2 separate regions of the Homo sapiens genome follow, and region 2 is linked to region 1. The links are chromatin loops, found by intact Hi-C in ENCODE. Cell type or tissue: OCI-LY7. All regions are shown on one strand. Links, peaks and the distances in the headings refer to the core of each region. The heading gives the core; the rest is flanking DNA. Region 1 has its middle 39 kb from the start of GFOD1. Region 2 overlaps GFOD1 (Gfo/Idh/MocA-like oxidoreductase domain containing 1).

What was found. Hi-C counts contacts between places; a loop is a spot of excess contacts. Peaks named below come from ENCODE experiments on the same cell type or tissue, not always from the same donor. Only the 100,000 strongest peaks of a DNase experiment are listed, where the experiment ranks them.
Region 2: it touches region 1 in a loop (4-fold over the local background); 15 of 110 quality-filtered maps call a loop at or near these places.

Annotation. Positions count from the first base shown.
Region 1 is chr6:13,524,184-13,529,559 of GRCh38, reverse strand. No RefSeq gene overlaps it. Among named protein-coding and RNA genes, the nearest start is that of GFOD1, 39 kb to the right of the region's middle. RefSeq lists an enhancer at 2,626-2,745. In OCI-LY7, for the core only: CTCF peaks have their summits at 911, 1,110, 2,380 and 2,580; DNase peaks (open chromatin) are centred at 1,109, 2,299, 2,739, 4,549 and 2 weaker places; H3K4me3 peaks cover 1,778 bases; H3K27ac peaks cover 5,000 bases.
Region 2 is chr6:13,395,264-13,400,639 of GRCh38, reverse strand. The region is part of intron 1 of GFOD1 (Gfo/Idh/MocA-like oxidoreductase domain containing 1); the gene reads left to right. Among named protein-coding and RNA genes, the nearest start is that of TBC1D7-LOC100130357, 69 kb to the right of the region's middle. In OCI-LY7, for the core only: a CTCF peak has its summit at 2,723; DNase peaks (open chromatin) are centred at 3,129 and 4,519; H3K4me3 peaks cover 2,838 bases; H3K27ac peaks cover 1,896 bases.

The DNA.
Region 1 (5,376 bases), core at 260-5,259:
CTCATCCCACCTTTTCCCATACTACAGTGTTTTGGGGACACGCTAGTCTTTAAATATGGGCCTCTCATCCTGATTTGGCATTTTGTGAAATCGTTCTTCACTTGAGAGCAGTTCTTGTCAAACAGTATCAGGATTTTGATGTTAAAGGTGCCTTGGGAGATGAAGCTGACTGACAGGTGATACAGGAAGCAGGAAAGCCCTCCCTCCTCAATCCCATTCAAGTTAAATAAAACCCATTTTTATGGCTAACTATATATATAAATTCCTCTTCCAGTCAGCCCCGCTCCCTCGCCTGCCCAAACATTACAAAGCAGTTGTCACCTGGGCTTTGAGATTCTGGGTCTCCTAAATGGCCCAGCAGGCTGGGAGGGCCGCCCCAGGTTGCTGCGGGCCTCACGGTTTGGCCATAAGCAGGCCCTGCATTGCCTGTATTGTTTTGGGGCCCTGGAGGTTGCTTTTTGTTTTCAAGCTTGCTTACCTCTACTCTCTCTGTTTTCCTGATTATCAGGAGAAAGCCCTTCCTCTCCCCCTTCCATGGTGACAGCCTGAGCTGTGCGTGCGTTTCCCGCCCTCTCCTTTCCTCCTTTCCCACTCTAAATGCTTGGCAGGCAGACACAACTCCCTATCAGAGGTGTTGGTGCAGAAGTTGTCACCTCTGCCTACATTGACAACTACACACTGTCTGCTCCAGGACTGTGTAAGCACAGCCAGGCTGGAAATTGATTTGCTCTTTGTTGCTGCCTTCCTCTTGAATTACATTTTTTTAAAAAAAAGAAAAGTGAGAGAAGCTAAAAGTAAAAAGACAGATGCAGAAGAGAAATACAGCTCTCAGATCTTGCTTCAACTCATCTTTCTTTTGGGGGAGGGGATTTCTTTCCCTTGGCTTTATTGAAATATAATTGACAAATAAAAAATAGAAATTAAAGGCATACAACACGGTAATTTGATATAAATATATATTCTGAAATGACTACTAGCATCAAGTTAATCAACACAAATGTCACCTTATATAGTTACTGTTTCGTTTCTTGTGTGATGAAAACACTCCATTTGCTCTCTTAGCAAATTTCAAGTATATAATACACGATTATTAAATATAACCACCAGGCTGTGCATTAGAGCCTCAGAACTGATTCCTCTTACAACTCAGGTTTGTATCCTTTGACCATGTCCCCATTTCCCCTGACTTCCCAGCCCCCCAAACCCCATTCTACTATGAGTTTGACATTTTTAGATTCCACAAATAAGTGAGGTCATGCAATATTTGTCTTTCTGTGTCTGGCTTATTTCATTTAGCATAATGTTCTCATCTATGTTATAAATAACAGGATTTCCTCCTTTTTATCAATGAAGAATACATATATACGTGTATATATGTACATATACACGTATATACACATATATATGTACATATATATGTACGTATATATATGTATATACGTATATATGTACATATATACATATATATATATATAATGTGTGTGTGTCCCATTTTGTTTAACCATCCCTCTGCTAATAGGCACTTAGATTGTTTCTACATCTTGGCTACTGCGTGACTAATGCTGCAACGAACACAAAGGTACAGATATCTCTTCCACACGCTGATTTCACTTTTTGTGGATATATACCCAGAAGTAGGAATGCTGGATCATATGGCAGTCCTATGATTATTTTTTGAGGAACCAACCCATTCTTTATCAAAGTGGAGGAACCAAGAAGGAAGTCCTGTTTAATATATGAGGCCAGGCAGTAAGGCCCTGCAGTCACTGATTGAATGCCACAAGAAAGGGAAGACGGCACAGCCTCTGGGAAAAGATATTGGTGCTCCTTTTAATGTTTGGTGTGCTTAACACAGTTGCTTTTTTTTTTTTGAGATGGAGTTTTGCTCTTGTTGCCCAGGCTGGAGTGCAATGGCGTGATCTTGGCTCACCGCAACCTCTGCTTCCCGGGTTCAAGTGATTCAGCCTTCTGAGTAGCTGGAATTACAGGCATGTGCCACCACGCCCAGCTAATTTTGTATTTTTAGTAGAGATGGGGTTTCTACATGTTGGTCAGGCTGGTTTCATACTCCTCACCTCAGGTGATCCGCCCACCTCGGCCTCCCAAAGTGCTGGGATTAGAGGTGTGAGCCACCACACCCGGCCCACAGTTGCATTTTTAGAGAAAACATGAGCCAGAGCACATTGGTGCTGAAGCAACTAGTGCTCAAATGCTGTGTGGCTTTGGCTAAAGCCCTTGTGTGGGCAGGGTCAGGATGAGAGGGGTCATCCCCATTCATTCTCCACCTCTCTCTACCCTGACTGTGTGGCCCAGGAGATGCATCTCTAGGGACAGCTTCACCAAAGCTCTTTGCCTGACAGCTTCTGGGCATTCCTGGCTAATGGGGGCACCTGGCGGGGATGGAAGGGAGGAAGGCCGCCCTGGCAGTGGCTTTGTCCCACAGCTCCTGGGAAGCAGTCCCTCTCCCAGCTCTGGCGGTCACTGGGCTGCGGTACCATATTCTGTCCCTTTGCCCCTGCAGTGCTAGGGGGGTAACCACTCCCAGCGTTTGTTTTCTCTGGTGCCACACCGCCCCTGGTGCCACACCGCCCCTGGTAGAGTCAGTCCTTTCATCCTGCCTGCACTTCCGTAAATAGTCCCCTCATTACATTTTTTTTTTTTTTTTCAGTTAAGCAATTTGGAGTGTGCCATCTGTTTCCTGCCCGGCTCTGGCTGATACTGTGACTAACCTTTTCACTGAGGCTTAAAATAAGTTGGTGATGCCTGTTTACACGGATTTAGTAGCCAACACCTGCAGCTTGCTGTTTTAGGTCTGAGCTTGCAAATGAGCCCCTCTTGCCAGGGTCTTAACTGTTGACTCTGTACTTTCCAAATTTTCTATAGGGGTGCTTATTATTTTGTTTCCTAGCCTGAGTTTGCGGTTTGCAGTGAAGTAGGACTAGCAAAAATTTAGGAAGCTATAGGATAGAGTGGTATGGCTGCATGACCTCAGCAATTGCTTAACCTCCTTGTGCCTCAGTTTTCCTCATCCCTAAGATGGGCATCATAATAGCACAACCTTATCTTATAGGGTTTTCCTGAGGGTTAACTAAATTTAAGTGTGTAAAGTACATAGCATAGGGCATGGCACATAGTAAATGCTCAAAACAGGTAGTTCTTATTATTATTTTATTGGAGGAAGGGTTTTACTCAGAATTATATGATAAGGTTAGAATCCCAGCTCTGCCATTGAGTAGATGGGTGACCTTGGAACTATTACTTAAACTCTTAAACTCTTCGAGTCTAAACATCTACATGGGATTAGTAATGCTTGTCTCACTTAGTGGTTGTCAGACCAAAATGTGATCATGTGTAGGAAAGGTCTTTGTAAATATTTGTTTTGTTTTGAGACAGGGTCTCACTCCAACGCCCAGGCTGGAGTGCAGTAGCACGATCTCAGCTTACTGGGTTCAAGTGATTCTCTTGCCTCAGCCTCCCGAGTAGCTAGGATTACAGGCATCCGCCACCACGCCTGGCTAATTTTTGTACTTTTAGTAGAGACGGGGTTTCACCATGTTGGACAGGCTGGTGTTGAACCCCTGTCCTCAAGTGATCTGCCTGCCTCAGCCTCCCAAAGTGCTGGAATTATAGGTGTGAGCCACCATGCCTAGCTGGTCTTTGTAAATTCTAAACCACAAATATGAAGTACAAACTGAAGATCATCTGATCTACACATTGTAGAAGATTCCTTTTTGTCCTGCATGGGTCTTTGCTCTGGTTCATAAGTTAGGAGGGTTTCCTAAAGGAAAAATGGGTGTTTGTTTCTCGTCTAATCATTATGGGGAATGTAGTTTTATCCGGGGAAGAGAAGAGAAAAGGCAGTGTGGTGATTTTGGAGGGAATTTGTCATGGTGATGCAGGAGGAGTGAGCATGTGTCAGGGAGGTATAATTTATTTTTCAGCTTTCTGGAAGCATGATGCTCTTCAGAAGCCTGAGGCCAGCACTCCCTGGCTAGGAGGCAGGCATGTCTAGAAACCTGGGTGACAAGGAAGGATAAGGCAGGGGAAGACCTGTGTTAAAACTTGCGCCATGTTGGCCAGGCTGGTTTTGAACTCCTGACCTCAAATGATCCACCCACCTCAGCCTCCCAAAGTGTTGGGGTTAGAGACGTGAGCCACCACATTAGCCGGGCATGGTGGTGGGCACCTGTAATCCCAGCTACTCAGGAGGCTGAGGCAGGAGAATCGCTCGTGCCCAGGAGGTGGAGGTTGCAGTGAGCAGAGATTGCGCCACTGCACTCCAGCCTGGGCAACAGAGCAAGACTCCGTCTCAAAAAAAAAGAAAAGAAAAACTTTAGACAAGGTGAATTTAATAGAGTTTAATTAAGCAAAGAGTGATTTGCAAATCGGGCAGCCTCCGAAATCAGAAAAGGTTTAGAGAAACTGGCAATTCCGCATGGTTGGAGAGGATTTAGGGACAGAAAAATGAAAGGGACAGTGACTACTGAAACAGCCAGATTGGTTACCGCCTGGCTTCTGCCTTATTTGCACATGGTGTGAACAGCTGGCTGCTTGTTGTGATTGGCTGAGACTCCACTACTTGTTCCTAGAGTAATTTACAATCTGTTTATACCTCTAGTTGGGTTACAGTTCACTGTGTATGGAGACACCTTTAAGCTGAATGTAAACTATGTAAGGAGGCAACTTCAGGCTAAACTGGAATATTCAGCCATGAGAAAAGAGACAGTGCAACTGGGCTGGAATGGACGGAGAGTTGAGGGGCTACAGAGACCACCACTGCTTATCTGAAGGGCCCAGCCTGGGAGTGCGACACTAGACTGCATGGGCACCTAAGGCTGTCCCAGGATGTTTGTGTTTACATTTCCTCTTAAGTGGGCCTCCCTCTACAGGAGCCAGTATATGGGATGCTGCTTAAATAGATCGTGCTCCCCACTCCCAAAAGTGGTCCTTGTCCACATCTCCGGCTGTTTTTGGTACAGAGGTGCAGAAAAAAGTTTGCTGTTACAGTTTCCGGTTCTGGGCTCCAACCACCCACATATAATTTGCTCTGTTCTTCTTGCCCTAGGTGATTTCTGGAAAATCCTGCTGGCTCAGCTCCTCTGTGATCTTGCTGACTTTCCACAGCATGGCCTGAGGCCCATAGCACGCTCAGAGCCCGCAGTCCTCCCTGAGCCTGGCCAGCTAGCGGCAGGGCCTTGTGGCCTGATGCAAATGCTACCACTACCCAAAGGCCATTTATGAGACTCTCCAAGCAGCTGCCTCTAAAGGCCATCCTACCAGCATTTAAATGACCCTCATACAAGTTTTCTTCATCTCGGGGCTCTCCTACCAGCTCCTGCTGCCTTTTTTTTTTTTTTTCTGGCAAACATATTCTTC
Region 2 (5,376 bases), core at 218-5,217, 130 kb after region 1:
TTTTCCATCAGCAGCACTTCATTCTGACGAAATGTGTGCTCTTTTGATCACTATCTGCTTCGAATTACTCCTAAATTAAATTGTTCAAAAAGGATAAACTCGAAACGGAGGTTCTACCTGGTCTTGTATCAGCATTTTCCTGATCCCTGCTAAGAAAGTGAGCCTCATAACAGGAGGAATGGGACATCTGAAATATGTTTTTATGGAGTATGGCCAGGCACTAACCCATCAGCACAGAGGTGCCTAGGAGCTGGAGTGGGATCTTGGTGGCTTCCGCAGTGGTAACCACCAACTCTTCAAGTTGCTGAGCTTTGGAGAGATGGGGAGGATTCCTGGATAATAGAGAGATATTCAGGCATTTCAGGGCAGTGGCTATTTACTAACTGATAAATAGATATTTTAACATTTATCCCACCCCCAATGTGACTGCCATTGTGTGCTGGCTGAATCCCTGCCCGGTCCTGCATGTCTTAGTGTATTGGCCTGCACTATGTCTATTTTAGAGCTTTTGCCATCCAGGAAGTCTTTATTTTCTCTTCAATATATCAGGAGGCCAGAGGCCTCTTAAAAAAAAAAAATCAGAATCCCCACAGTTGTATAGATTAAAACAGCTTCTCAGTAACTGTGTGACCACGTGGAGGATCTTAGGAGAAAGAAATGATGTATTGGCTTCCCCAAAAGGGAGCACCCCTCAGAGACATCAGATCACCCTTCTCCTTCTCCCTGCTACTTTTGTTGAGGTAATTTACATGCAATAAAATGTACCTATTTTAAATGTATAGCTTTGTGAGTTTTGGTAAATGTATATACCTGTGCAATGCCACTGCAATTTCAAGATATGGAAATTTCCAATCATTCCGGATAGTTGCCTTAGTTGACTTTTTGGTGCATTCTCTACCCTCCCAGCCTCAGCCCCTGTCCCAGCCCCAGTAACCACTGCTGTGCTTTCTGCCCTGATAGCTCACTTTGCCTGTTTTACAATTGCAGATAAATAGAATGTCTGCATCCTTTTGCCTCTGGCTTCTTTTCACTCCGCATACCGGTTTTGAGATTTCTTCATATTGTTGCATGTCTCAGTAGTTCATTTATCTTTACTGCTGAGTAGTATTCTATTTTATGAAGGTATCACAATTTATTTATCTATTCAGCTGCTGTTGGATGTTGAGTCATTGCCAGTTTTTGGCAATTATAAATACAACTGCAACAAACATTCACATTTGGTTCTTTTGTGTAGATATATGTTTTCATTTCTCTTTGGTAAATTTCTAGGAGTGGAATTGCTGGGCTTTAGAGTAAGCCTTTGTTTTACTTTATTAAAAATCTGTCTTGCTGGGTGCCGTGGCTTGCACCTGTAATTCCAGAACTTTGGGAGGCCGAGGCGGGCCAATCACTTGAGTCCAGGAGTTCGAGACCAGTCTGGGAAACATGGAAAAACTGTCCCTACATGCCACCCCTCCCTCCCCCACCACCAAAATTAATCCAGGCTTGGTGGTATGCTCCTGGAAGCTGAGGTGAGAGAATCACCTGAGTCCGCGAGGTTAAGGCTGAAGTGAGCTTTGATTGCGCCACTGCACTCCAGCCTGGGTAACATAGTGAGACCCTGTCTCAGAACAAAACAAAACAACAAAATCTGTTTTCCAAAGTAGTAAAGTGCTTGTCTAGCTCCTGCCTTTTAAATGCCCAGTGTTACTGTAACTGGCTCATGATTTGTGCTAGAAAAAATAACAACGAGTCAAATCAACTGGTGTCTGTGGCGTCCTTGTCAATAGAGAGCTTTCAAAAGCAGCTGAGCCCCTGGATGTCCCTCCCTACCTCCTGTTCTGGGATGCTGCCCCGTGGTGGCCATTGACTGGTCTGAGCCCTGACCTGAGGGAAAGTGGAGTCGCCATTTATTGAGAAGCCCGGGAGGCTGAGCAGGCGGCAGTGAGGTGCTGATGGCTCAACAGAGCCTCTTTCTGCCTGCAGGCAGCTGGGATCCTAAATTACCTCCTTTCTGAGTCCAGGAAAGCCCATTAATCAAAACTAAACACCCGATGTGAGCTCCTTGGACGCTGCATTTGTGCACTGGGGTGCACATTCTGGGTTAAATATACAAAATAGGTGTTTAAGGACAGAGGAGCAACTTTTTTTGAAACAATTTTTTATTCAGGTAAATTTACATACTGTGAAATAAGCAGATAGTAAGTGTATACTTTAATGAGCTTTGCTAAATGCGTACACTCAAATCACCACCAATCAAGATTTGGAACATTTCAAAAGGATAAACTCGAAACGGAGGTTCTACCTGGTCTTGTATCAGCATTTTCCTGATCCCTGCTAAGGAAGTGAGCCTCGTAACAGATCCAAGTTAGGTGTCTGTGAATGCTGTTAACAGTAATAACTGACTAATGTGCAAGGTATGTACATACCTGATCTCATTTAATCCTCAGAACAGCCCTATGAGGTAATAGTTCTCATTTCCATTTTGAAGATGAGGAAGCCGAGGCTCAGAGCAGTAACTGACATTGTACATAACATAATATACGGTATAGTACAGTAACTGACATGAAACAGCTCGTGCTGGCAGCCCCTGGAGTCAAACCCAGCGGCAGAGGCTCCAGGTTTGCACTTTCCCCTATACACAGCTTCTCAGACTTCCTTCTGCAATAGCAGTTAAGGACAGGGCAAAGAAGATGCATACTTTGGAAGATAGAGGGAGTATCTGGGGATGTGGCCCATAGTCGGAAAAGTCTTCTTTTAAAAATTAATGCAAAATTTGTTTTCAGTTCCAAATGTGACAGTGTTTATTTTCATATAAAATATGTTTCATTTGCAAAGGTTTGCCCCTGCCCCCATTCAAATTGTTAGTAATAGAATGTGCCGGGATAATGCCACGTGGGCTGTGTGTTATTCCGGGTATGCCCACTGCAAGACATCACCATCTTCTGCTCATTCCTAAGACTGAATTGGTACTTGGCCAAATATTTGTCCTGTTCCCCACCCTGCTCTCCTGTTTTGCATTGGCTTCTAAAGTGGAAGCAGGTGGAGGCAAATATCTGCCCTCCCAGGTGGTATCAGTGCCTTCTGTTCTCCCCAGTGGGCCGGCCCCTGGGTTTTATGATACAAGGCTGGGCCTCCACCCTTCCAGGTTATGGCAGAGGCTGCCCCAGAGATGCCAGAGGGCCTGGAGGTGAAAGAGGAAGTGAAAAGTGAAGATGCAGATCACTTTCTCACGGCAGGCCCGAGTCCTCAGATGGAGAGACAAGGGGCCTGAGCTGGACACCACTTTTCATTTCGAGGGTGGCTTCACATTTGGATCTTTTGTGTAGATATTTGTTTTCATTTCTCTTTGGTAAATTTCTAGGAGTGGAATTGCCGGGCTTTAGAGTAAGGCTTTGTTTTACTTTATTAAGAATCTGTCTTGCTGGGCGCCATGGCTTGCACCTGTAATCCCAGCACTTTGGGAGGCCGAGGCGGGCCAATCACTTGAGTCCAGGAGTTCGAGACCACTGTGGGCACCCACAATGGGTCTGCTCCTGCTCCCTAAGCAAAGGTTCTGGGTGCTCTTGTCCCTTCTCTGAGCACTGTTTCCAACATCTGGCCTCTCTGTGGCTCTGAAGGTGTCGGTCACTGCACACCTGTGATCACCACCACTCAGGAAGCCCTACCTTCCTCCTGGGAGGTAAATATCCCTTCCTCTGACTTGAAACATCCCCAGGTATATGAGTTTCCCTTGCTGTTGTAATAAATTGTCACAAATTTAGTGGCTTAAAACAATACAGATTATTCTCTTCACAGTTGTAGAGGTAGAAAGTCTAAATTCAGTGTGCTGGCAGGGCCGTGTTCCTGCTGGAAGCTTCTGGAAAGAATCCATACCCTTGCCTTTTCCAGCTTCTAGAAGCTGCCTGTATACCTTGGCTCATGACCCCTTTCTCAAGTCCCTCCAACCTCTTGCTTCCAGGACACAGCTCCTATGACCCATTCTGATCTCCTGCTTCCTTCTTGTAAGAGTGGTGCTTACCTCCCACCCACCTGGCTAATCCAGGATAATCCTCCCAGTTCATGATCCTTAACTTCATCCCACCTACAAAGTCTCTTTTGCCATTCTATAAGAAAACATTCACAGGCTCTGGGGATCGGGATGTCGACATTCAGTCTGCCACACAGGAGGACTCAGAATCCTTGGCACCAACTCCTAGGAAAAGGCCACCTGCCCTGTAGGTGATGATGCTATGGGCACAGCTCTCTGTAACTCAGTGTGGCGCTTACTTTGAGAGGTGCACTGGAAAGCACATGGCCCCTCAGAGCCAAGTTCAAATCCTGACCCAATTGTTAGCTCTGTTAACCTGGCACAGATTAAATATGCTATTTCAGAGCCTCCATTTTCTGATCCATAAGAGGGAGGTAGAGATCTGCAGGGAAGATTGAAGATAAAGCATCTAGTACTGTCGCTGGCAAACAGTAGGTGCTCAACAAATGATGGCTATAATTCTTTGGAGGATTTCTAGTGAGCTACGTAGAAGCAGAAGTGACACTGTTCCTCAGCTTAGTTCACATGGGTGATTACATGGTTACTAAAAACAAACAAATGAAACATGTAAATGCGTTCCCCAGGCCTCCAAATTCTAAAACCCGGAGCTACAAGTTTGGAAAGGGCAGATGATAGTGACATACAATGATGACATTCCTGCATCCCCTTCCGCCTGCCCTCTGCTCATCCCAGGCTCAGATCCCCCACGGAGTAAACAAAGCACAGCTAGACTAGAATTGCCTCAGTGCCCTGGACTGGGGCTACCACGGCCTGAGTGGGACCCTCAGGGTCAGGTCCTCAGCTTCTGTGCTCATGGCTGGGAACTAACTGGTGCACGGTGGAGTGGCCGTAGCGTTGATGCCAAGGAAGTTTCTTCAGTGGGAACAAAGACCAGGGAACTCATAAAGCCTCTGGGCTCTTTATCTCAAGTGGAAAAGGGCTAACATTTCTGACTGAGTACTGGCAGCCAGTTGCTTTACATAAGTTATCTTTATTTGATCCATCAGGATATTGCTGTCTACATTTTACTGATGAGGAAGCTGGAGCCCCGAGAGCTTAACTCCCTTATCTGAGCTCACACAGCTAGGAAGGGGCTGGCATCTGTCCAACCTCTAAGCCAACCAGCCCATGACACAGCAGTATCTGAATTTCTGGCTAATTCATGAATCTCTATTGTATTGCAAGAAAGGAAAAACAAGATCCCCTTATCAGAGGCAAGGGAATGATATATGAGTTTTATCGGGTGGTTTATAGGCTCTTTATCATGGATCCAGTGCCTCTTGGGAGATGGCCATGCCAAGGCCATGGCTGTCATGCTGATGGATGTGCCATTCCTTGTTTAATCCAGCCTGTCCCTCCCTCCTGAA